3 separate regions of the Homo sapiens genome follow, and all the other regions are linked to region 3. Evidence: chromatin loops called from intact Hi-C (ENCODE). Cell type or tissue: OCI-LY7. All regions are shown on one strand. Region 1 has its middle 43 kb from the start of FSD1L. Region 2 overlaps SLC44A1 (solute carrier family 44 member 1). Region 3 overlaps SLC44A1 (solute carrier family 44 member 1).

Region 1 (8,000 bases), 45 kb after region 3:
AGCCAGCTGTGAAAGCCATCTATTTACATAAAAATGATGATTATGGTTATCTCTGTTTTGTGGGACTATGAGTAATTTTAGCTTTTCCTTTGCTTATTTGTATATTTAAAATATTCCTCTATAGTTTTTAACAGGAAAAAATTATATTAAACACAAATAGCTGGGTAAGATAATAAAATGATAGTAACTAAACCAGTGTGATAATAGGCCAGTGGAATAGAAGAGAAAGTTTCCAAAACAAATCGTATTATTTATAAGGGATTATACTTAAAATAGAATATACCTAAAATGAATAAGGAAGGAAAGAGTCCATTTAATAAATTGTAATTTAGGACAATGGGCTTTCAATTTGAAAACAAATCTAAGTCAAATCTAAATGGATTTAGGATTTTTTTATTATTATTAGACCAGGGAAAGGTCAGGAGGAGGAGTGGAGAGGATCTGATAAAATTAGAAAGATTAGAAGAAATAATAGAAATGATAGACTTGAAATAATAGGATGATGGAAATGATAGGTGGGGATTAGGGAGATGCACGTCTCACATTTCCTGGAAATTGTGATGTGTGAGGCCCATTTCAGATGCATTTCCTAAGCATGCTCACAGCAGCGTGCTAAATGTATCCACTTTCATTCAACAAGCATTTCCTGAGACCTCTTCTGGTCAGCCAGAGTTATATTCTGGGAGCTCAGTTCTAAATACTCCCTGATCTTAAGTAGCTCACAGCCTAATGAGGGACGCAGAGAGCAGTGATAGTAGAGAGTGCTTTGGAGCACACAGGAAGGTGTTGAGGTCATTAGGAGAAACTGTCTCAGCTGAGTCTTGAAGGATAAGCAGGGATTAGCCAGATGATGAAGGGGTGGGAGGGTGATTCTACCCAGAATAGAAGCACTTTGGCACTCATATAGCAACATGAGGAACAGAAGTCATTCAGGATGTCCAGAGCAAAGAAGATGTGCGTTTGCACCAAGAGGTGACCCTGGAGAGGATACAGGACTCTTACATGTGTGTTCAGACCTAAAGTGTGTGTTGTGGGGAGCCTGTGACAGGTTGTAAGCAGAGGAGCAATCTAGCCATATGGAGACTGCGTTGAGAGTGGAAATCTAGAAGAGAAAGACTTGGGAGGAAGGAAGCCTGAGCCGGGGCCTAAGAGGAGGACTGGAAAAGAGCAGGATTCCAGCGAGAAATCCAACAGGCTTGGTGACTAATGAAATTGGAGGGAAAGGGAAAATAAATCATGAAGGCCTATACTCAGGATGACGTGTGCCATCTCTTCATTTAGAGATGGGGGCTTTTGCCAGATGGTCAAATTCATCTAAGCTCTGATTCTCTACTTCATTGAATATTGGAAATATTTACCTTTTCTGTTCCATGCTAACTGTTGTAAAATCTCTGTAGTGATAGGAAGGAGTCCATTAGAGTTAGAGGTCCTGAAAATATTTATCTGTGCCAGCAAAAAATGTTTTCCACTCCCTGATAATGATTTCTGGTTTTCAGCTCCCCACATAACAAAGGCGTGTGTCGCTTAGGTAGTTGTAGACAAACCTCTCAATGACTCCAACTCTACTCTTCTACATTGTCATGCTAACCATTGGTGTGCTTCTATGCTAACAAGAAATAACATGCAATATGTTTTTAGTGTCTGTTTATATATTTATGCTGCTTTTGTTTTCCAAGAAGGCATATATACAAAAAGATTTTTTTTAACCCCAGGCTGGAGTGCAGTGATCCCATCATAGCTCACTGCAGCCTCAAACTCCATAGCTCAAGCGATCCTCCCACCTCAGCCTCTAGAATAGCTGAGACTACAGGCATGCACCTTCACACCCAGCTTTTTTTTTTTTTTTTTTTTTTTTTGGAAAGGCAGGGTCTCGCTTTGTTGCCCAGGCTGGTCTCCAACTCCTGGATTCAAGCAATCTTCCCAACTCAGACTCCCAAAGTGCTGAGATTACAGGTGTGAGCCACCATGCCCAGCCCGAAAAGATTATTAAACTAAAAATATAAAAGCAAAGACATAAACAGGAAGAAACAAATATGCTGGACTCTGGGACTAATATGGTCACAGTGCATTGAAGCCTTAAATTCTTTCAGCTTTCTTAGCAACCTGATAGGAAAGGAAAACACAAAGATCGATAGAATTTTATTCTCTGGTAGAAGAAGGTTTATGCATTCTTCAGTTTACTGTGGAAGCAAAAATAACCCACATATGGCTCTTAAATTGGGATTTGGGGATGCTAAGCTGGGGAAGTCCCAGCATGTAATTTCCTGATGCTTTCACTGAAGTTGTTACCTCATACCTTATTTAGATCTGTTTCTACTATGAGTTACACGACATGGTTCTTGGGTGTAAATAAAACAGAAAGATAAGTCTTCATTTATTTCGGATACATTCACTGAGTTCTACATTAGCTAAGAATACCAGAATAAGAGACCCAGCCTCTGCTCTCTGAAAACTCACACCATATTTAGGAAGCAAAGGAGTAAGCAGATGATTGTAATCTAGTGTGCCAGCCACTCTAACAGAGTTAACTCAGGAGTAGCAGGGAGACCCACCTGAAGGTGGGAGGGCCAGGGAGGTGGGGCTGTAATAAGCAAATAAGCCTTTGGGGAAAGGGAAGTAGAGAGTGTTCCAAGGAGGAATAGCGTGTGTGAAGAAATGATGATGTGTCTGTGAATCTGTACTGAAGTGTAGGTGTGGGGACATGAAATTGGAGCGGTCAGTAGGGATCAGATCTCGAGGGTCTTGCAGGCCACCCTAACGGTCTTGATTTTATGCTGCAGAAAATGAGGACTTGCTGAAAGATTTTAACCAAAGGAATGTTTGGAGATATTTGCCTTTCAGGGGAAAAATTACCCTGACAACAGTGGGGAGTATGGCATGGGGTGAGTTGCTTCTGGGCCAGGAAAACAAAGTGAAGAGACCATTGTAAATATACCATGTGATTCAGAATGAGAATTCCAACTAGGGCACTAGCAATAAGAATGGAGAGAAAAGGCAGGAGAATCGCTTGAACCTGGGAGGCGGAGGTTGCAGTGAGCTAAGATTGTGCCACTGCACTCCAGCCTGGGTGACAGAGCAGGACTCATCTCAAAAAAAAAAAAAAAAAAAAAAGAATGGAGAGAAAGGGATATATTTAAAAGCTAATGGAGGGATAGAATCATCAAAAACGGATGATTGGTTGGTGTAAGGGGCCAAGTGAAAGAAAGACAGGAGTGAAGCGTGAATCTCCAGGTCCTGGTTTGCATGCAATGCTGCATTGGAAAATAATTTACTTTTCACCTGGAAAGAACCACTTTAAGATGAAGCCGTATTTACTTTCATAAAGAGACAAGATAAAATAACAGAAAAAGCACTGATGTAGGATTTGGAGTATTTGAATTTATTGCCAGTGCCTCCAGTCCAGTCATGGGTTGTTTGTCCTCTCTGCCTATTTTCTTGACTATAAAATGTTATATGCTCAGCCTGTGCTGTAGGACTACGATGATAAATAAATGAACTTAGGGGATAGGAATATGCTTCGAAAGCAGTTAAATACAACAGAGTTGTTATCTCCTTATTTTCTGATGCCTAAAGGAGACAGCATCGTATAAGGAAGAGAACAAAGGTTTGGCACTATGGATATAGATTTGAATCTGTCTCTGCCTCTTGCTGTAGAAGCTGGGTAACCTGCGAAAGCCACAAAAGCTTTTTGAGGCTCAGGATCTTCCTTTGTAAAATGGGAATAGTCATGTTTTATAGGGATTGTGTAAGACAATGATAATTTTTTCATTTCACTCATTCATTAGCTAACAGATATTTAATGAGTACCTACTACGTGTTAGAAGCCAAGAATATAAAAGTGAACAGAACAAGCTAGAGTCTCCACGCTAGTTTTATGTATAAAAGCTAATGGTGGCTAGGCGCGGTGGCTCACATCTGTAATCCTAGGACTTTGGGAGGCCAAGGCGGGTGGATCACTTGAGGTGAGGAGTTTGAAACCAGCCTGGGCAACATGGTGAAACTACATCTCTACTAAAAATACAAAAAATTAGCTGGGTGTGATGGCGGGCACCTGCAATCCCAGCTACTCGGGAGGCTGAGGCAGGAGAATCTCTTGAATCGGGGAGGCGGAGGTTGCAGTGAGCCGAGAATGTGCCACTGCACTCCAGCCTGGGCGACAGAGCAAGACTCCATTTAAAAAAAAAAAAAAAGCTAATGGTGGGATGATATGATTGAAATGGCAGAGCAGGAAATTCCAAAACTCCATCATTCCACAAAAACGATGATCAAATTGACAAAAACTGTCCAATCAATTTTTACCAAATTCTAGAATCTAATAAAGAACTTACACACCTAGGCAAATGCTAAATAAAGACATTTCAGTAAGAGCATTGAGGCATGTTAACTTATCTGCATACCATCTCCACTCACCAGCTTAGCAGCATCTGTGAAAGTGGTGGCTCATGTTTCTGATGTGGCTTGCCAATGCCCAAGTAAGCAATGTGTGGTTAGACCTTGTTCTCAAAAAAAAAATTGTGGTTGTGTGTTTTGAATTGTCTGGTGGCTCCCTGAATGATCAACTCAGGGGTTTATCTTTGTGTCACATGCCTCAGAAGCTTCTTAGGGTTGAAGTGATCTCCCAAGTGACATTTGTCAATGGCACTTAAAGGCTTATATACTAGCTGCAGCAACCTGTGGTGAAGAATAACAGATGCGGCAAACGGCAGACAGATGGAAGCCTGGGAAAGAAGAGGCTAGAAAAGGACATACACGGAGGAATAACAGCTTTCAAAAGCTCCTGCATATACTAGGAAATGTCCAAGGCCACACACATGCCCAGGGCTTGACACAGGAAGGACCTGAGAAGACCACAAACGTTCGCTTCTGGCTAACCTTTCGATGCAAGCAGGAAGTAAAGGCTAGAGCAGAGTTGTAAACAGTCTTGCTAAGGGTTAAGCAGTGCCCCCATAAAGAATGAATGTGCAAAGACTGGAAGGTGATCTCTTTTTTTTTGTGGCTCCAGGTATTTAAGGAAAACTCTGTCAAATCACTAGCTGACCATAAACTAACAAAACAGAGACTTCAGTGGCCACACACACACACACCAAAGAATACAGTCTCTACAATACATAGTTCAGAAAAGTCATTAAACAAATAAACAACGATAACCCACAATAAGCCAGCAACTACAAACCCTAGGGAGGAGGAAGAATCTGATTTCCAGAGTTGCCACATTATAATATGCAAAATGTCCAGTTTTCAACAACAAGAAATTACAAGGTACACAAAGAAATAAGAAAGTACAGCCTATTAACAGTAGAAATTAACAGAAACTGGCCAGACGTGGTGGCTCACACCTATAATCTCAATACCTTGGGAGGCTGAGGCAGGAGGATTGCTTGAGGCCAGGAGTTCAAGACCAGCCTGGGCAACATAGTGAGACCCCATGTCTACCAAAAAATAGAAAAAGTAGCCGAACATGGTGGCGTGCATCTGTAGTCCCACCTACTCAGGAGGCTGAGGTGGGAGGCTTCCTTGAGCCCACGAGTTCAAGGCCGCAGTGAGCTGAGATTGAGCCACTGCACTCCAGCCCGGGTGACAGAGCAAGACTTCATCTCTTTAAAAAAAATTTTTTTAAAAAGAAACTGTCTTTGAAGAAGCCCAGATATTTGACTTACTAAACAGAGACTTTCAATCAACTGTCTTAAATATGCTCAAAGACACAAAGAAAGTGAAGGACAAAGAACTAAAGAAAATCAAGAGAACAATGTTTTACCTAATAGAAGACATCAATAAAAATATAGAAATGATAAAAAAGGGAACCAAATAGAAAACCTGGAGTTGAAAATAACTGATATCAAAAATTCACTAAGAGGGGTTCAGTAGCAGATTTGAGCAGGCAGAAGAAAGAATCACCAAATTTGAAGATAGATCAACTGAGATTATTCAGTCTAAGGAGCAGAAAAAGAAAAGAGTGAAGAAAACTGAACAGAGCCTAGGAGACCTGTGGGATACCCTCAAGCATACCAACATACACAGAATGGGAGTCCCAGAAAGAGAAGAGAGAAAGAAAGGAGCAGAAAGAATATTTGAAGAAATATTGTCTTATAAGGTCTGGGCTATAAAGAAAAAAATACTTGAAGAAATAATGGTTGAAAACTCCTCAAAAGTGATAAAGACATGAATGCACATCTAAGAAGCTCGACAAACTCCACATAAAATAAACCTAAAGAGATCCACACTCAAACAGATTATAACCAAATTGTTGACAAAGAAACATAGAAAATATTGAGTGCAGCAAGAGGGAAGCAGCTCACTACATATAAGTGATCCTTAATAAGATTATTCCCTGATTTATCAGAATGAGGGATGATGTATAGTAACCCTGAAAGAAAAACAATTGTTAATCAAGAATCCTGTATTCAATAAAATTCTCCACCAAAACTGAAAGAAGGCCAGGCACAGTGGCTCACACCTGTAATCCCACTGTAATCTCAGCACTTTGGGAGGCTGAGGCAGGCGGATTACCTGAGGTCAGGAGTTCAAGACCAGCCTGGCCAACATGAGGAAGCCTTGTCTATACTAAAAATACAAAAATTAGCTGGGCGTGATGGCACATGTCTGTAATCCCAGCTACTTGGGAGGCTGAAGCAGGAGAATCACTTGAACCTGGGAGGTGGAGATTACAGTGAGCTGAGATCATGCCACTGCACTCCAGCCTGGACAACAGACCAAGACTCTGTCTCAAAAAATAAAAATAAGGCCAGGCACGATGGCTCACACCTGTAATCCCAGCACTTTGAGAGGCCGAGGCAGGTGGATCACCTGAGGTCAGGAGTTGGAGACCAGCCTGGCCAACATGGTGAAACCCTGTCTATACTAAAGATACAAAAATTAGCTGGCATAGTGGTAGGCGCCTGTAATCCCAGCTCAGGCAGGAGAATTGCTTGAACCTGGGAGGCGGAGGCTGCTGTGAGCCGAGATCTCGCCACTGCACTCCAGCCTGGGCGACAGACTGAGATTCCGTCTCAAAAAATAAAATAAAATAAAAACAAAAAACTGAAAGAAATCAAGACATTCTCATACAAACAAAAGTTGAGGAAGTTTGCTTCTAGTAGACCTGCCCTATGAGAAATGCTAAGGGAAATTATTCAGGAAGAAATGAAAGAACACAAGTAACTCTAGCTATACAAAAAAATAAAAAATAAAAACATCAGTAAGGAAACTACATAGGTAAACATAAAAGCTAGTATTATTGTATTTTTTGTTTGTCACTCATTTGTTGTTGTTGTTGTTGTTGTATTTGAGACGGAGTCTTGCTCTGTTGCTCAGGCTGAGTGTAGTGGCATGATCTCAGCTCACTGCAACCTCCACCTCCTGGGTTCAAGTGATTCTCCTGCCTCAGCCTCCTGAGTAGCTGGGACTACAGGTGCATGCCACCACATCTGGCTAATTTTTGTCTTTTTTAGTAGAGACAGAGTTTTACCATGTTGCCCAGGCTGGTCTCGAACTCCTGACCTCAGGTGATCCACCCACCTCGGCTTCCCAAAGTGCTGGGATTACAGGCGTGAGCCACCGCACCCGGCCTGTCACTCACTTTTTTTCTACATGATTTAAAAGGCAAATGCATAAAACAATAATTATAAATGTATCTGAATGAACACACAATGTATAAAGATATAATGTATGACAATAACAACATAAAGGGAGAAGGTGGAGCTACATAGGAACACAGTGTTTGTACATTATTTAAGCTAAATTGGTATTAATTCAAACTAAATTATTATAAATTTAGGATGTTAATTATAACCCCCAAGGTAACATTAACAAAATAACTAAAAATATACATTCATAAAAGGAAATGAGAATCAAAATAATACACTAGAAAAATCAATTAAACATAAGAGAAGACACAGATATGATATAAAGGAAATAAACAACAAAATGGCAGAAGCAAGGCCTTACTTACCAGTTTTTTAAAATGTAAATGGATTAAACTCTTCAGTTAAAAGGCAGAGTTA
Region 2 (8,000 bases), 99 kb before region 3:
CTTACCCAAAGTAAGTCCAGAAGTAGTGTTTCAGGGCTAATATGAGACTCCTCGTTTATCAAAGACCCACTCTCCTTTTGGTTTCATTATGTAAGCATATGGCTTTCATTCTTAAGATTACAAAATGGCTGGAAACTCTTTTTTTTTTTTTTTGAGACAGGGTCTCTCTCTGTCACCCAGGTTGGAGTGCGGTGGTGAGATCTCAGCTCACTGCAGCATCAATCTCCTGGGCTCAAGCTATCCTCCTGGTTGAGCTTCCCAAGTAGCTGGGACTACAGGCATGCACTACCACGCCCAGCTAATTTTTGTATTATTTTTATTTTATTTTATTTTATTTTATTTTATTTTATTTTATTTTATTTTATTTTATTATTTTTTGAGATGGACTCTTGCTGTGTCACCCAGGCTGAAGTGCAGTGGCGTGATCTCAGCTCACTTTAACCTCCACCTCCCAGGTTCAAGCATTCTCCTGCCTCAGCCTCCTGAGTAGCTGGGATTACAGGTGCCCACCACGACAGAGGGCTAATTTTTGTATTTTAGTAGAGGTGGGATTTCACCATGTTGGTCAGGCTGCTCTCGAACTCCTGACCTCAGGTAATCCACCCGCCTTGGCCTCCCAAAGTGCTGGGATTACAGGTGTGAGCCACTGCGCCCGGCCTTTTTTTGTTTTTGTTTTTGTTTTCTTTGAGACGGAGTTTCGCTCTTGTTGCCCATACTGGAGTACAGTGGCATGATCTCAGCTCACTGCAACCTCCGCATCCCGGGTTCAAGCGAGTCTCCTGCCTCAGCCTCCCAAGTAGCTGCGATTACAAGCATGTGCCACCACGCCTGGCTAATTTTGTATTTCTGGTAGAGATGGGGTTTCACCATGTTGATCAGGCTGGTCTCAAACTCCTGACCTCAGATGGTCTGCCCGCCTTGGCCTCCCAAAGTGCCGAGATTACAGGCGTGAGCCACTGTGCCTGGCCTGTATTTTTTTGTAGAGACGAGGTCTTGTCTCCCTATGTTGCCCAGGCTGGCCTCAAATTCCTGGGCTCAAGGGATCCACCCATCTTGGCCTCCGAAGTGCTGGGATTACAGGCATGAGCTACCGTGCCTGGCTCCCAGATTGTAAACTGTGTCTAGAAAATGAGTGCAAAGAGAGAAACAAACATAAATAATTAGAGGCTAAATTGGGTGGCAAGGAGTTCAGGGGACGGGGAAACCAAGAGAGGAAAGAATAGTTGGGGAGTTGGCTTCCTGAAAATGATTCTCCAGCAAAAGATCTGGTCTGGAAGAATGGGGTTTAGAAAAAGTGAAGGGCAGACAGATTTTAGTAGAAAGCAGGGAGAGGAATTCCAGTGTAAAGAACAGTTGGTCAAAGGCAAGGAAGCAGACAATAACTTGCTGCTTGTCAGTATGGAAAGGAGACCTGACCAGAGTGGAGTGAAGAGATGTTATGTTGCATTTGGGGAAGGCATTCATATTTGAAGGGGAGGAAAATGGGCAGCCATGGAGGAGTTTTCAGAGTGGTTTAAGGAAGATTAATTTGACAGCATAACTGCACCTGAATGGGAGAAATAGAAGGCAGAGGCCGCCCAGGGAGCTGTTCAGTAACTCATACCAGTGTAAACAGGAAACAGAGAAGAGTTATTGTGGAGTCAAAATAAAATAGACCTTCCTGACTTAATCTGGATATGTGGGATGAAAGAGAAGGAAAGAACAGATGTTTTGAACGCCACATCATGGAAGAAGGGTATTATAATGGCTAGACATGTTAGTTGAGATGGGGACTAGTTTGTGGAGAGGGGAAGATGAATTCAATTTTGTATGGACTGACTGGAGGTGGTACTGATATTAATACCTCCAGGCGGTATTTTCCATAGGGAATTGAAGACCCAGAACTGGATTTCAGAAAATGCTTTAAGTCATGAGCATATAGAATATAGAGAACACCAGTCATTGCTGGGGATTTACTGTGTGGTAGCCTCTGGGCTAAGCGCTTTACATGCAGTTCTCATTTTATTCTCATAACTCTGAGGTGGGTCCCAGTTAGCCTCATTTTACAGAGGAGGAAACAGAAACTCAGAAAGGCTAGGTACCTTGACTAGGATCGCCCAAGTAGTGTAAAACTGGGAGTAGTTCCAAGCCTGTGCACTTCCTGCTGTATTTCCCTCTGCTGTTCCAAGGACTGCTATATTAAATGGTAGATTGAATGTACCTTAGATACCACTTTTTTGTCTCTTAATTTCAGAGGTTGTGTGTGCTGTTTGCTGTTTGTTGTTTTGTTTTGTTTTTTGGGATGGAGTTTTGCACTGTTGCCTAGGCTGGAGTGCAGCGGCGCAGTCTTGGCTCACTGCAACCCCTACCTCCCGGATTCAAGGGATTCTCATGCCTCAGCCTCCCAAGTAGCTGGGATTATAGGCGCCAACCACAACACCTGGCTAATTTTTGTTTTTGTTTTTGTTTTTTTTTTTTGGTAGAGAGGGGGTTTCACCATGTTGGCCAGGCTGGTCTCAAATTCCTGACCTCAGGTGATCCGCCCGCCTAGGCCTCCCAAAATGCTGGCATTACAGGTGTGAGCCACCACGCCTGTTTGTTCTCTCTTTAAAGTCTATGTGTAGGTTGGTTTTAAATCAGTGCACCTCAAACTATAGAGGCCAGGGTACGACAGTTTGGAGCAGAGTCTGAAAGTGGTGGTTATAAACTTCAGACTCTAAGTAAGGACCAATGGCTACTGTGCGTATCCTCCAGGGCCCTTCCATATTTTCTTCTAAGAACTAAGTCTGAACAAGTCTGTCATGACAGCAAGTTTACTACTTGTTACTGTAATTGTGTTCTTTCCCCATAATTCACCAATTCCTGAAAATACACTTTTAAATAAGTAATGGATATTTATATGTTTAGTCAGTCTTTGGAGATTCATGGCCTTCGAAAGGGTTAATATAATTGATGCTTGTGTTATTAATATTGAGTGCCAACAAGGCTCTGGAGAGCAGTAAGAGAGGAAAGGGTGAAGAAAATGGCCTCAATAAAGTTGACTCTGGAGCACAAATGATTAGTGTGCACATTAAGATCAAATTACGAAGGCAGAGATTCCTACCATCAGAGCAAGAGCTGGAATTTTTAAAATAATAAACTTCATTTTAAAAACTCAGCATATTTAAGAGAGTTTTATTCCTTGCTTGCTAAGCCTCAAAGTTTTTCCAAATCTATTTTGCATGTGGTTTTGTATTTTCATGACAATTCTGAAACCACAGGTGTTGGAAGACAATTCTAAAGATACCAAGTTTTAAGTATATTTTGACATATTTTGAAACTAGCCATAGTTTTAATCAAGAAAAACATTTTTCAGTGTACACTGCTGATAGAAGCAGATTTCAGTTATGAAAGTTTGGAAATAATACTTTAATAAGGCACTTCATTTTAAAACTGAAAGCAATTCTAGTTTGCTGCTAGTTTAAAAAGTTTATAGTTTAATGTGATCTGAGAAAGTAAACCAAGACCAAGTGGAAACACTTATTTATCTTGAGGTTGCAACAAGCAAATTGAGCTGGGAGACTTCTGGGTGAGGAAGGATCTGCTACTTAAATCAGGCTCTAAGATATGATAGATGGTGCTCTACATGCCATCACTTTGAAAGATTTAAATGTTTCTTATGTAAGAATATCTTAATCAGGATTTCTCCCAAGTATGTGCTTCCAAAGCACCAGGGCTACAAGGTGTTCTGCCAAAAAAAGGGTTCTGAGGTCAGAAAAGTTTGAGAGGTTCTTCTTGCTCACTTCATACCACCCCCTCACTGGCCTCCCAACCCCATTTGAAAAGTAATCATGCATATTAACATATTTAGGGTCATTGCCCTGCCTCCCAGGAAACCAGTTTAACTTTGCTTAACTGGCCTTTATTGGACTTATCTGTCCTTTAAAATTTTTTTCACTATATCTTGAACTGCTCTCCTACACAGCACACTTTGAGTAACACTGCTTGAAATACTGCTTCTCAATTTCATTCTCCCAAATGACAACAAAAGTGATTATGGTGAAACCAGAAGCAACAATAAGGTTGTTGGATCAGGTGACTCTTAACTAAGAATCACTCAGCTCTGAAACTGACTTTAAGTGCATCACAAACTTCATGTTCTTCTTTAAGATATTGGCAAAAGTAGATAAATTTCAAGTCACTCAAGTATATTATAACTTAAAACCCTTTCACGTGAATCATTGTTTCTCAGATTAGTGATTTGAGATCTCCAAGGGATATTAGGTAGGGTAAATGATTGACAAAAGAATCCTTCAAGTTTGAAACTTGATAATATGAACTGCTATGGGGTCAGCTGGGCCAACAGCAAGAAGGGGAGCTATGATCTGCACTGGAGGATTTTCTCCTTTCTTCAAGTCTGCTGCAGCAGAGGGGCAGTTACAGTTATCACTTAAACTCCAAATGACCATTCGGAGATGGAATGCTATCTTTGGTTGGAGAAAGAATTGAGGATAGGGATGATGGGCCAAGCAAATAATAGATCCTCAATAAATGTTTATTGAATACATATGGAACAGGGATGGAGTATTCAGAGACTAAACATTTAGTTTGTGGTGCTGATACTTGTCAAGATTATGGTTAAAACAAATACAACTTGCCAATGGAGAGAAATGGGAATGAACCTGAAAATTAAAACTAGCTGCCGTTCAAACTGTTTAATTCTGGTGGGCTTTTGAATTCTACCTTGCTAGCATGTGTTCCTAGGTTATAATGAAGTCTTGGTGTATACATTAATATTAACCAATCAGGAAAAAAGGCACATCATAAGCTAGAACCCTCTGGGCCTCATCAAAACCTCAGTATGACAGGTAATCAGCACTGGACGATAGATTTATTATATAAGAATGAGGGCCTTCTTTCCCTTCTGCCACACCGCCTTCCCCCATTTCCCTGCAACACACCTCTTGTTTCTGGCCCACAGAGCATAATGAAAGCTCTTCTGGCCCATTTTCTCAGTGCCTGCCTGGGAGTAGACTGGGTAAAGCTCCAGTCTTAAGTATTTTGTTCAGAGTGTGACCTGGAAGATGACAAGCAGCACTGCTTCTGCCCATTGCAGCAATGAGGAAACTCAGGACAAAGGGAAGATGCTGAAAAGTAAAATAAAAGAACCGAGAATATCGGTAGAATAAAAAGAGAATCCCAAGCTGGCTGCATGCTTTGGTTCTGTTCAATGTTCATGGGCTGGTGTGCTGTCAGGCTAAGTACTGGGCTCAACAAAGAATGAGACTTTTCCTTCTGTAAGTGTGCAGTCTGTTAAGGGAGATGCTACGGAGGGGTGTAGCTTTGTCAGTGTGCCAGAGCCCAGCTGAATCTGTGTTTCTCTCTCTCTCTTTTTTTTTTTTTTTTTTTTTTGAGAGGGAGTCTCACTTTGTCGCTCAGGCTGGAGTGCAATGGCACGATCTCGGCTCACTGCAGCCTCTGCCTCCCAGGTTCAAGTGATTCTCCTATCTCAGCCTCCCAAGTAGCTGAGACTACAGGCGCCCGCCACCATGCCCAGCTAATTTTATTTTTTTATTTTTAGTTGAGACGGGGTTTCACCATGTTGATCGGGTGGTCTCGAACTCCTGACCTCAGGTGATCCGCCTGCGTTGGCTTCCCAAAGTGCTGGGATTACAGGTGTGAGCCACCACGCCTGGCCCTGTGTTTCTTATATAGCTAAATATTAGTATAGTTTACAAGGTGTAAAACACTGATAATTCCTTGCTAGATTTTAAACTAATTTTCAAAACTAAAAACTAGAAATACAAAAGTGCCCTAAAGGAACATAGATGTTATTTTTGAAGTTTGGTTTGTGTTTGTGCTTCACTGGTAAGGATGAAGTTCAGTAAACTTTAGGATAAAGTTATTGTGTCTGTAGGCATGACAGCATTTTATTATACAGAGTGAAAAAAATACTGTCCTTGAGTAAGAAAATAACAAAGCTTCAGATGCCTGTATGCAAGTCACAATGGCTTTTGAGGCAGTCCCATAGAAAAGATTGTACCTATAATATGGGTAATATTTTAATTTTCATGTTGAAATGACCAGCTTTTAAGCTAATAAATGAGTTTTCTTCTTTGATAGAGCAGATTCTAGAAATTTTAAAGTAGAACACATCGAAAGTATTCTTCTGTCGTTGTTGACTAACCTATGGTGGCTCTTTTGTTGCTCTTATGTGTTTATGACTTAGTCATGTATCTCTGCCCTGTTACCCTGCCAGGAAATCCATGTGCTCTTGCCATAGTCCCAAAGTCTCATACCTAACTGGGCACAGTGACCTGTTTAGTGTTCCATGGCCATGGACTAACTACAGGGTCCAGAATGGATTCAGGGACACCCAAGTATTCAATTTGTTTCCTACCACTACATCAGACCACCTTTCCATTTATCTTCCAGCTTTCTCCCATTCAGACATACATTTTCTGTTTATGCTCTTTAAGTTTTTAAATCTCATTTGGTTCCAAAAATGTTTTAGGTAATTTTTAATAAAATGTAAATATATTTAAGACTTTTGAAATGAAAAGCCAAAAGCTGAAAGGAGGTGGAGGTGGGATAAAAGGAAAAAGAAGCACAAATGTACCGAGTGCCTGAGCTTCTTCACCTACCAGTGTTTCTAGTCCTATTTTAGAATGATACTGATTCAAAGGAAATTGTCACATGGAATCCTTTTACAGAATTACACAACTGTCAGGGGCTTAAGAGGTCTACCAAGGTAGCCATGAATTTTATGTCACATACTCTACGTGGATTTTGTTCAGTCTTTGTTTAAACACTTCCAGCAACAGATAACTTACTGCTTCCTGAGGCATTTGTTCTACATTCAGGCAGTTATTAGAAATTTCATTTTGCACTACCGAGCTCTGTGTCCATGTAACTTCATTGTTCTGATTCTGCACCCATTAGCCAAACAGAATAAAAAACCGAAATTGGCCTTTAGTGTGTGCCAAGGTATGTGTGTGTGTTTTAAAGTTAAACACCTTTAGTTTTTACAACCATGTCTGAATGTCAGACTTTCAGAAACTTTACTGTTCTGGGCCACTTCTTTACTTTACTTTTATGCTTTCATGATTAAATCTATGTAATTTTTATTTTTATCAGTTACACATGTGTGTATTTTTTTTTTTTTTTTGAGATGGAATTTCACTCTTGTTGCCCAGACTGGAGTGCAATGGCGCGATCTTGGCTCACTCAACGTCCACCTCCCGGGTTCAAGTGATTCTCCTGCCTCAGCCTCCCTAGTAGCTGGGATTACAGGCACCCGCCACCATGCCCAGCTAATTTTTTGTATTTTTAGTAGAGACAGGGTTTCACTATGTTGGCCAGGCTGGTCTTGAACTCCTGACCTCAGGTGATCCACCCGTCTCAGCCTCCCAAAGTGCTGGGATTACAGATGTGAGCCACTGCGCCCAGCTCATATGTTTGTATTTTAAAGAGTTAAGCATTTCTAGGGCTTGTTATTTTAAAAAGCTCCCCACCCTCCCCATTTTCTGCTGCCCTGAGACCACCACTTTTAAATCTTTAATTCTTTTGCTTTTCCCCCTATATATCTTTAATATGCTTATACTGCTACCTCCTCGCTTTTCAATTTTTGACATTAATTTTGGACTCCACTGTAGAAGATAAAGATTGAGCTGTCTTCCAACACCATCCTTTGCCCTACCCTGTGCACCTACTTCGGGTTGCCCTTATCCTTCTGCTGCAGATATATCATCATAACTTTGTTTGGATCAATGTTCAGTCTTTTTTGTTTGTTTGTTTGAGATGGAGTCTACTCTGTCACCCAGGCTGGAGTGCAGTGGTGTGATCATAGCTCACTGCAGCCTCAACCTCCCAGGCTCAAGTGATCCTCCCACCTCAGCCTCCTGAATAGCGGGGACCACAGATTTGCACCACCACGCCTAGCTGATTTTTAAAAATTATTTTGTAGAGATGAGTTCTCATTATGTTTCCCAGGAGGGTCTCAAACTCTGGGGCTCAAGTGATCCTCCTGCTTTGGCCTCCTG
Region 3 (8,000 bases):
TGTTTTGTTAGAGGAAACATTCTATTAATGGTGGCATATTTCAAGTAAAAGCATGTGCTTTTTATTTTTAAATCGCTTATGGCAAAAATTCATTTTCAGTTCAATAAAGTATGTGTTTGTAAGCTTTGTCATCTGCCCCTTGACTGGTAGATGTGCAGGCTAAGGAGTTTTAAGTGTTTGGTTTTGCTTTTGGTAGTTGTGTGTGTGTATGTGTGTGTGTGTGTGTGCGTTTCTTTTCAGAAGGGGCGGGTAATGTCTTCTGTTGGAACATGCACTCCACCCTCTTTGATAAGGCTTGTGGTAAGATTTGCATCACTACCCATGACAGTCATCCTCATAGCATTAAGCACACAGCTCTTAGCTCCCATAATGATGTGTGGAGGGTGGAGTGTATTGCAGCCATATTCACCTTTCATTTGTGTGTTTGATGTGGCATTTATATTAAGTAGGAGTAATTTTTTTTCTGATTTTTTTTTCTTGTGTCACCAGTGCACCTATTCCATTCTTCCATCGCTGTGCTCCTGTGAACATTTCCTGCTATGCCAAGTTTGCAGAGGCCCTGATCACCTTTGTCAGTGACAATAGTGTCTTACACAGGCTGATTAGTGGAGTAATGACCAGCAAAGAAATTATATTGGGACTTTGCTTGTTATCACTAGGTAATTGTTTTTCTCATTATTAGCTATTGCATAGTATTGCAGAAGAAGACTGTTTTGTCTTTTAGCCAAAATATGAATACAACTGGGGATACTTGTAAAATGTTTAACTTCCCATAGCCAAAATCATTGTTTCAGATTATATATAGTTAAGAATATGTACATATAAGTATGTATATATATCTGAAACTCATTCCCTTCTTTTTTTCTTTCATTGGAGAAAACTAGTGTTTTCCCAAACGTTGTTTACTAAGTCTATAGCTACTTTAATATGAGAGCAAGAGGCTTCTTTTAATGAATCAACAACCCTCTGTTTTTAGTTATGATTCCTAAAAGGTGTATTTACTTATACAGGAGGCGACATATTCTCTTATATATTCCCATTTAAGAACACAGATTTCTGATAGATTACTTTTGAAGTATGTAATTTTTTTTTCATTGCTACAGTGCATAGTATCAGTGTATTGCTGGAAAAATTAGGAAATCTCCACCTATTAGCCACTGAGTTTTCTAGTCAATAAATAGATAATAAATCAAACAAAAATGTTATTTTCAAGATTAAAACTCCCTATATTATTCTAGAACTATATGTACCTTATCAGAATGTATAGGCCTTCTTAGTTGGGAGAAGTAAACTATGGTAGGAACCAACAGCTATTTCATTATATAAGTAAACTTAGTATTTATGCCTGTTAACAATTATAGCCATTGAGAAGATACAAGCTGTATTTCCGTCTTTCCTGTCATTAGAGAGTATTTTCTTTTTGCTTAGGTAGTACTTGACTCAATTGAAATAATGCTGTCCATATGAAAATCTATTTCTGTGATATTTGAAAGGCTCCCATCTGTTTTTGGTTCCTGTACATTTATTGCAAAAGTGAGTACCTTAATAATGTTACCTAGACACAAATCCCAACCATTTATTTGGCTTTGCAAGTGGCCCAAAGAAACTTAACTGTTAGTCTAGCTTTATATCAAAATTATTTGGTTTTTGAAATAGTTAAAACTTTAACCAAAAACTAAAGATCCAATTAAAAAATAGTGCCAATAATGCTAAGCCATCAGAATTCTATTTTTTATTAGAATGATTCTCTTTTGAGGCTTAAGAGTGTAATATAATCTTAAAAAATCTTTGTTCATTTGTTTGTGGAATGGGCCTTTAGATAATTAAGAAATTTATAAATTATTATTTCAGAAACGTATTTCCCATGCAAGGGTTAAATCTTTCCTTTCTTCTTTAAGATTTTTACTCAGGATTATAGCACATCGGATTTAGCTTGGGGCAGGTAGAAGAACTGGCTGTATAACTCAAACAGCTTTGCTCCTTTTTGAGGAAGGTCTCCTCACCTGGGACCCCTGACCTCAGTTGAGAAATTAGACAGAGGAAATTCGGCCATAGTAGGCTTCAGGATGTTATTCCACAGAGTCGGACCATCCTTTGGAGTTCTAGAGGAGAAACAGCCAGAAAAGGATAAGATGCCATTTAGCTTCTTGACTGACTGTCAGAGAAGTTAGTTGCTCCTGAAATACATAGATTACTCAATAAAGCGTAGCTCCTAATTTAACTGATCTCTGTCTATGTGTAGTAATTTTTCTTGTCACCAACATGACATGTCATTCTCTACACTTTGTGTGCTGGCATGTATGTTTGCATGTCTGATGTCTTCCCCGTGGTGAATCCACAACAGTCTTGTGCTGTTTTTGAGTCACCATGTGCATTTGCATGTATTTTTTTCTGTAGTTTATAAACCCACAGTTAGGTGACTTTGGTTTCGAGTGATGCTATTTAAGTGGTACAGGTAGCAGAGTCAAATACAACAGCAGCTAGTTTCCTTCCTTATCTAAATTGTGGTCAATAGCAACAGATTATTTCCCTGGGGAAAAAAGCAACCATTTAAAGCGTTTTTATTTGTATTTACCTGCATTTTCAAATAATATTCTATATGTTCTCTATCTTCCCTGCAGTTCTATCCATGATTTTGATGGTGATAATCAGGTATATATCAAGAGTACTTGTGTGGATCTTAACGATTCTGGTCATACTCGGTTCACTTGGTAAGCTATTTATTTCTTTGTTTTCTACCTCAGCCTCTTAACTACTTTGGTAGAAAATAGAAATATAAAGAAGAAAATAAATTATATTTTCACAAGCTATATCCTCAAGGAAGACTGTTAATTTTTGCCTTAAAATTTCTTATAATTATATTTGCCCCTCCCCTCATTTCATCACTGTTGGCATTTGAAGTTGAGACCTTTTTTCTATGCATATGTATATAAACATATGCAGTTAAATTTTACCAGCTGAATATGAAACCTTTTAGTAATGGAATTTGTTCTCATTACATTTATCATCTTCACTGGTATGTTTGGTCTTACTGTTCTCATCTGTTCTGTCTTTCTTGAAATTCATTCTTTCTTGTTTTCTCTCTTTGCTACACGAACTATGTTTTCTTTGGTTATCTTCACCCTTGTTTTGATGGTATACGTTACATTTTCACTTCCACAGTTGTTTTCAGAAAATATTCTTTAGACTACTGTGATTATTAAAGTCAGAAATAAGATGATATATGTTGAGTTCTTCCCTGCCTCCCTTAAATTTAACATAAACTTTCCTTCCTTTCATCCCCTACTCTCTTCTGCTCCCTCCCACTTTTCGCCCTTGTTAAATAGTCTGAGCTTTTGTACTCGGGTTATAATTAAAGTTAAAATATTGCTTTCACCTGCTGTATCTTTTTAAAACTCTTGTTTATCTTTGCCTTAAAAACTTTTATAATTATATTTACATTTACGTTTTCCTGGACTAGTTTTAGTAGGAACTACTGGTCCTTTTTCCATAAAGTAGTACAGAACTGCTAGTAAGGAAAACTAAATCAGTTATTTGGAAATAAATTTGAAGAAGTCTTCCTGAATGTAAAGGAAAATTACCAAAAAAGTAAACTGTTAAGTTAGAAGATGACAGCAGAAGAATAAACAATGACCTTAGGAGAAAAAAACCAATGGAACAGAAACAATAATCAAATACAGAAATAAAAAATTTTAGAATTGAAAAAGATTCCCCCAAAAGATCATAGGCAAATTTAATTAAGATTCAGAATTAGACAAAACTTTAAAACTCTAGATATGAATAGTGTTATAATGATTAAATTAGATCACATCTATAAAGGACTTAGCACAGTTCCTAATACAAATTTAAATTTTAATAATAAATACTGTCTACCATGGCTATTGTGAACAGCTTCCTCCTTGACATCATTATTTCAATTTCATTCTATTTTTTTAACTTCAGCTTTTCTCCTATAATTCATTTCTGTATGTAGGAAACATATTTTCTTCCATTTTCTGAATATATTAAACATTTTTCCAGACAATTTTCTTGTGCCTGCAAGACTTCAAAATGGAAACATTCCCTTGCTCTAAAATGTTTTTCACCAATTTCTGGTAGTTTTGATTTGTTTCCTCCTCTTCAACAGATGGAAAATTTGTACTTGGTATTTGCCAACAAATAGGTAATGGAATTTGCCTTTGATCTCATTAACTCTTGAGTGCAGATGTTGATGTACATCGACTTTGCTTCAGTTTTTTATATCCCAGACATTTATCATATCAGCCACACACACACATGTCTCTACTCTGAATCATCCATTTTTTCACTGTGACCTACAAGGCCTTACAGTGTGGTCTGGTCCGCAGCTACCTCTCTGCCCACATCTCTACCACTTTCCGCATTGCTCATTGCAGTAGCCACAATGGTCTTCTTTCTCTCATACTAGGCATGGTTCTACCTCAGTCTCTTTGAACTTTGCCTGGGACACTCTTTCCTTAGATAGTGTCATAGATTGCTCTCTGTCTTTGATTCCATTGCTCAGATATCATCTTACTAATACCAGTGAGGCCTTGCTTACCCATCTTATATAAAATTGCAAAGCTTTCCCTACCCAGACACTCTATATCCTTCTTACCAGGAGATCATTTTTTCTTTAGACTTAATATACTGTATTTTTCCTTGTTTTCTTATTTTTTTGTTTCCCTATTATTATATAAGTTCCATGAACAGCAAGAGTAAGAACTTGGCTTTGTTTACTGTTCTATCTCCAGCTAGAACAATAGGTGCTGTAGCATTCAAAATGCTGAATGGGTTGAAAGTAGGTATATAAGTCAGCTCTCATATGTGGAGGTAGGTTTGTCTCCCTCTTCAGTCTGGTTCTTTGAATCTCTCAACCGGTGTTGGAGATTTAAAAATGCTTATCCCTAGCACCCACCACTATCAGAGATTTCCTCTTTGTTCCTCCCTTTGGTGGGAACTGTTCTTTTGATTTGCATTTATTCATTGTACAAATACTTAATCAACTGCATTACTGTGTCAGTGCAAGTCACAGAGGTATCTGTGATGAGTACAACAGAGAAGATCCTTGCCCTCTTTAAGCTTCATTGATGTTTTCTGTGATGCTTATTTCCTTCCTCCAGCCTCCTCAGCTTAAATGCTGAGGCTCTTTCTTTGTGGTCAATTCCTGTCAGGGGTGTATGTTTCTACTGGCTCGCTCTTAGCTTCATAGTCAATAATAAATACATTTGAAGGAAGCTTATTTGATACACTGAAGGATTTATAAATGCTTAATGTGGAGGATGATAATAGAGCAATGGACACTTTCTTTATGCTGGCAAAAAGTTATAGCTATGTACTTCCCAGCCAAATGGATTGTCACTGCATTAGTCCCATGATGATCTGTAGGAAGGGTCAAGAAAATTGAGAATTTATGTTACACATTTTCTTATCCTAATTATTGCATTAACAGTTGGGTCTTTTGTCTCCAGGAGGCACAGGTGTACTATGGTGGCTGTATGCAAAGCAAAGAAGGTCTCCCAAAGAAACTGTTACTCCTGAGCAGCTTCAGATAGCTGAAGACAATCTTCGGGCCCTCCTCATTTATGCCATTTCAGCTACAGTGTTCACAGTGAGTTTAGGCTTTGGCGTGTCTTTCGGTTTTGTGTTTTTGTTTGCAGGAGATCATTAATGGAGCAGAAACTCAAATCTAGCTTTTGCATTCCTAACCCTGATCTCCAGTAGATAATATCTCTGTGCCATAGTGTATGAAACACTAAAAAGTCTCTTGAAGGCTTCCCTCATGGATGAGTGCTATTTGATGAAACATTTTTTCTACCCTGTCTGCTTTTTGAGAGAGGATTTTCACCTAGAATATTTACATTACCATTTGCTTACAAGAACATATTTCTTATTGTCATAAGATAATTACTTTTTAAAAATGGTTCCCTTTACTGTAGAAAAGTATGTTAAAAAATATATCATTCCATTTACTTGTTTGCTAATTATCTTCCCATTTGTCTTTCAAACTTTTCATTTAACTTTATGGCGTTATTTCAAAAATATAGGTGTGGTCAGGTACAGTGGCTTATGCCTATAATGCAAGCACTTTGGGAGACTGAAGTGGGAGGATCACTTGAGCCCACGAGTTCTAGACCAACCTGGGCAAGATAGTGAGACCCTGTCTTCACAAAAAATTAAAATCAGCTGAGCATGCTGGTGTGCACCTGTGGTCCCAGCTACTCGGGAGGCAGAGGTGGGAGGGTCACCTGAGCCATGATTGTGTCACTGCATTACAGCCTAGGCAACTGAGTGAGACCTTGTCTCCAAAATATATATGTGTGTTTGTGTGTGCGTGTGTGTGCGCGCGCGCGCGTGTGTGTGTGTGTGTGTGAGATTTGCTGCTTAGGTATTAAGCAATAAAATTACCAATTAACATGTGGTTAAATAATTTATATGTATACCTTTGGTTCATCATCGTCTTCTCTCTGAAAAAAGAAAAAAAATCAGTCTACTTCTAAGAGCAATCCCAAGCTTTTTATTGAGCATCAGAAACAAAAAATAAAGCCATCATAAAACCATTGGTGCCAAAAGATATTTGTTAGTTATTGTTATACAGATATTACAACAAAATATGAATGAAATCTCATTTTAGGTACAATTTGCTGTGCCAGCTGCTGAAGATGGGATGTGGGGGTGGGAGGAGGCAAAGGGTGAATCTGACACAGATCCCACTTTTAAGGAGCTGTTGGTCTAATAAGGAAGATACAAATAAAAACCTCGTTTTTGTGGTGTATCTGTTTAAATAAATAAAGAGTCTCATCCTGACTGACAGTATGTTTTGGTTCATAATGAGTGGCAAAGGGAAAAGGAAAAAAATTCTAGAATGTATTAATAAGTTGAGAAATCCTTTTATGTTTTGCTTTAAAGGTCACTTGGTAACCATAATATAAAATTGACAATAAATATTGCAAGAGAGATACTTACTGATAAAGTATTATTGAAATTCAAAGAATGCTACCTCCAGGTTTGGGGCTGAAGGGTTATGTTAAAAATTTCTACTATTTTCGGTTTCTGTTTTCACTACTTATAATAATAACTGAAACCATTCTCTCCATACAGGTGATCTTATTCCTGATAATGTTGGTTATGCGCAAACGTGTTGCTCTTACCATCGCCTTGTTCCACGTAGCTGGCAAGGTCTTCATTCACTTGCCACTGCTAGTCTTCCAACCCTTCTGGACTTTCTTTGCTCTTGTCTTGTTTTGGGTGTACTGGATCATGACACTTCTTTTTCTTGGCACTACCGGTAAGAAGATAAGCTTCTTTCTCTTAGTGACAAACGTGATTTGCATTCCAGTATTTTAGAACATCAGAGAGAGGTAATTCTTCAGACATTTGTTGATGAAGGTCCAATAGCCATCAGAACTTGTAGTGGTTATGGCTCCTCAACAACCTACTTCATATTCGTCTTTTTTTTTTGAGACAGAGTCTTGCTCTGTCACCCAGGCTGGAGTGAAGTGGTGCTCTCTTGGCTCACTGCAACCTCCGCCTCCCGGGTTCAAGTGATTCTTCTGCCTCAGCCTCCTGAGTAGCTGGGACTACAGGCACATGCCACCATGCCTGGCTAATTTTTGTATTTTTAGTAGAGACAGGGTTTCACCATATTGGCCAGGCTGGTCTCGAACTCCTGACCTCATGATCAGGTCAGGACGCCTGCCTTGGCCTCCCAAAGTGTTGGGATTATAGGCGTGAGCCACCGCACCTGGCCTTTTATTTTTTTTGAGACAGAGTGTCTCTCTGTCACACAAACTGGAGTGCAGTGGTGTGATCTCAGCTCACTGCAACCTCAGCCTCCCAGGTTTAAGCGATTCTCCTGCCTCAGCCTCCCGAGCAGCTGGCACTACAGGTATGCACCACCATGCCTGGCTAATTTTTGTATCTTTAGTAGAGACAGGGTTTCTCCATGTTGCCCAGGCTGCTCTCCAACTCCTGGCCTCATGTGATCCATCCACCTCGGCCTC

What was found. Peaks named below come from ENCODE experiments on the same cell type or tissue, not always from the same donor. Only the 100,000 strongest peaks of a DNase experiment are listed, where the experiment ranks them.
Region 1: a loop joins it to region 3, with 2.4 times the contacts of the local background. A loop is called at or near these places in 3 of 110 quality-filtered maps.
Region 2: it touches region 3 in a loop (5-fold over the local background); 6 of 110 quality-filtered maps call a loop at or near these places.

The regions. Positions count from the first base shown.
Region 1 is chr9:105,401,145-105,409,144 of GRCh38, forward strand. It overlaps a transcript of SLC44A1 not described here. Among named protein-coding and RNA genes, the nearest start is that of FSD1L, 43 kb to the right of the region's middle. RefSeq lists a silencer at 4,330-4,530. In OCI-LY7, a CTCF peak has its summit at 673 (motif pointing left); DNase peaks (open chromatin) are centred at 647, 4,457 and 4,857; H3K4me3 peaks cover 1,783 bases; H3K27ac peaks cover 2,659 bases.
Region 2 is chr9:105,256,428-105,264,427 of GRCh38, forward strand. All of the region lies in intron 1 of SLC44A1 (solute carrier family 44 member 1), which reads left to right. Among named protein-coding and RNA genes, the nearest start is that of SLC44A1, 16 kb to the left of the region's middle. In OCI-LY7, no CTCF peak of the experiment used is centred here; DNase peaks (open chromatin) are centred at 3,194 and 3,514; H3K4me3 peaks cover 3,125 bases; H3K27ac peaks cover 3,618 bases.
Region 3 is chr9:105,355,723-105,363,722 of GRCh38, forward strand. SLC44A1 (solute carrier family 44 member 1) reads left to right here. Exons shown (of 16, transcript NM_080546.5): 6 at 490-659; 7 at 2,622-2,711; 8 at 5,469-5,608; 9 at 7,099-7,285. Among named protein-coding and RNA genes, the nearest start is that of FSD1L, 88 kb to the right of the region's middle. In OCI-LY7, CTCF peaks have their summits at 4,834 and 5,055; a DNase peak (open chromatin) is centred at 2,409; H3K4me3 peaks cover 832 bases; H3K27ac peaks cover 2,324 bases.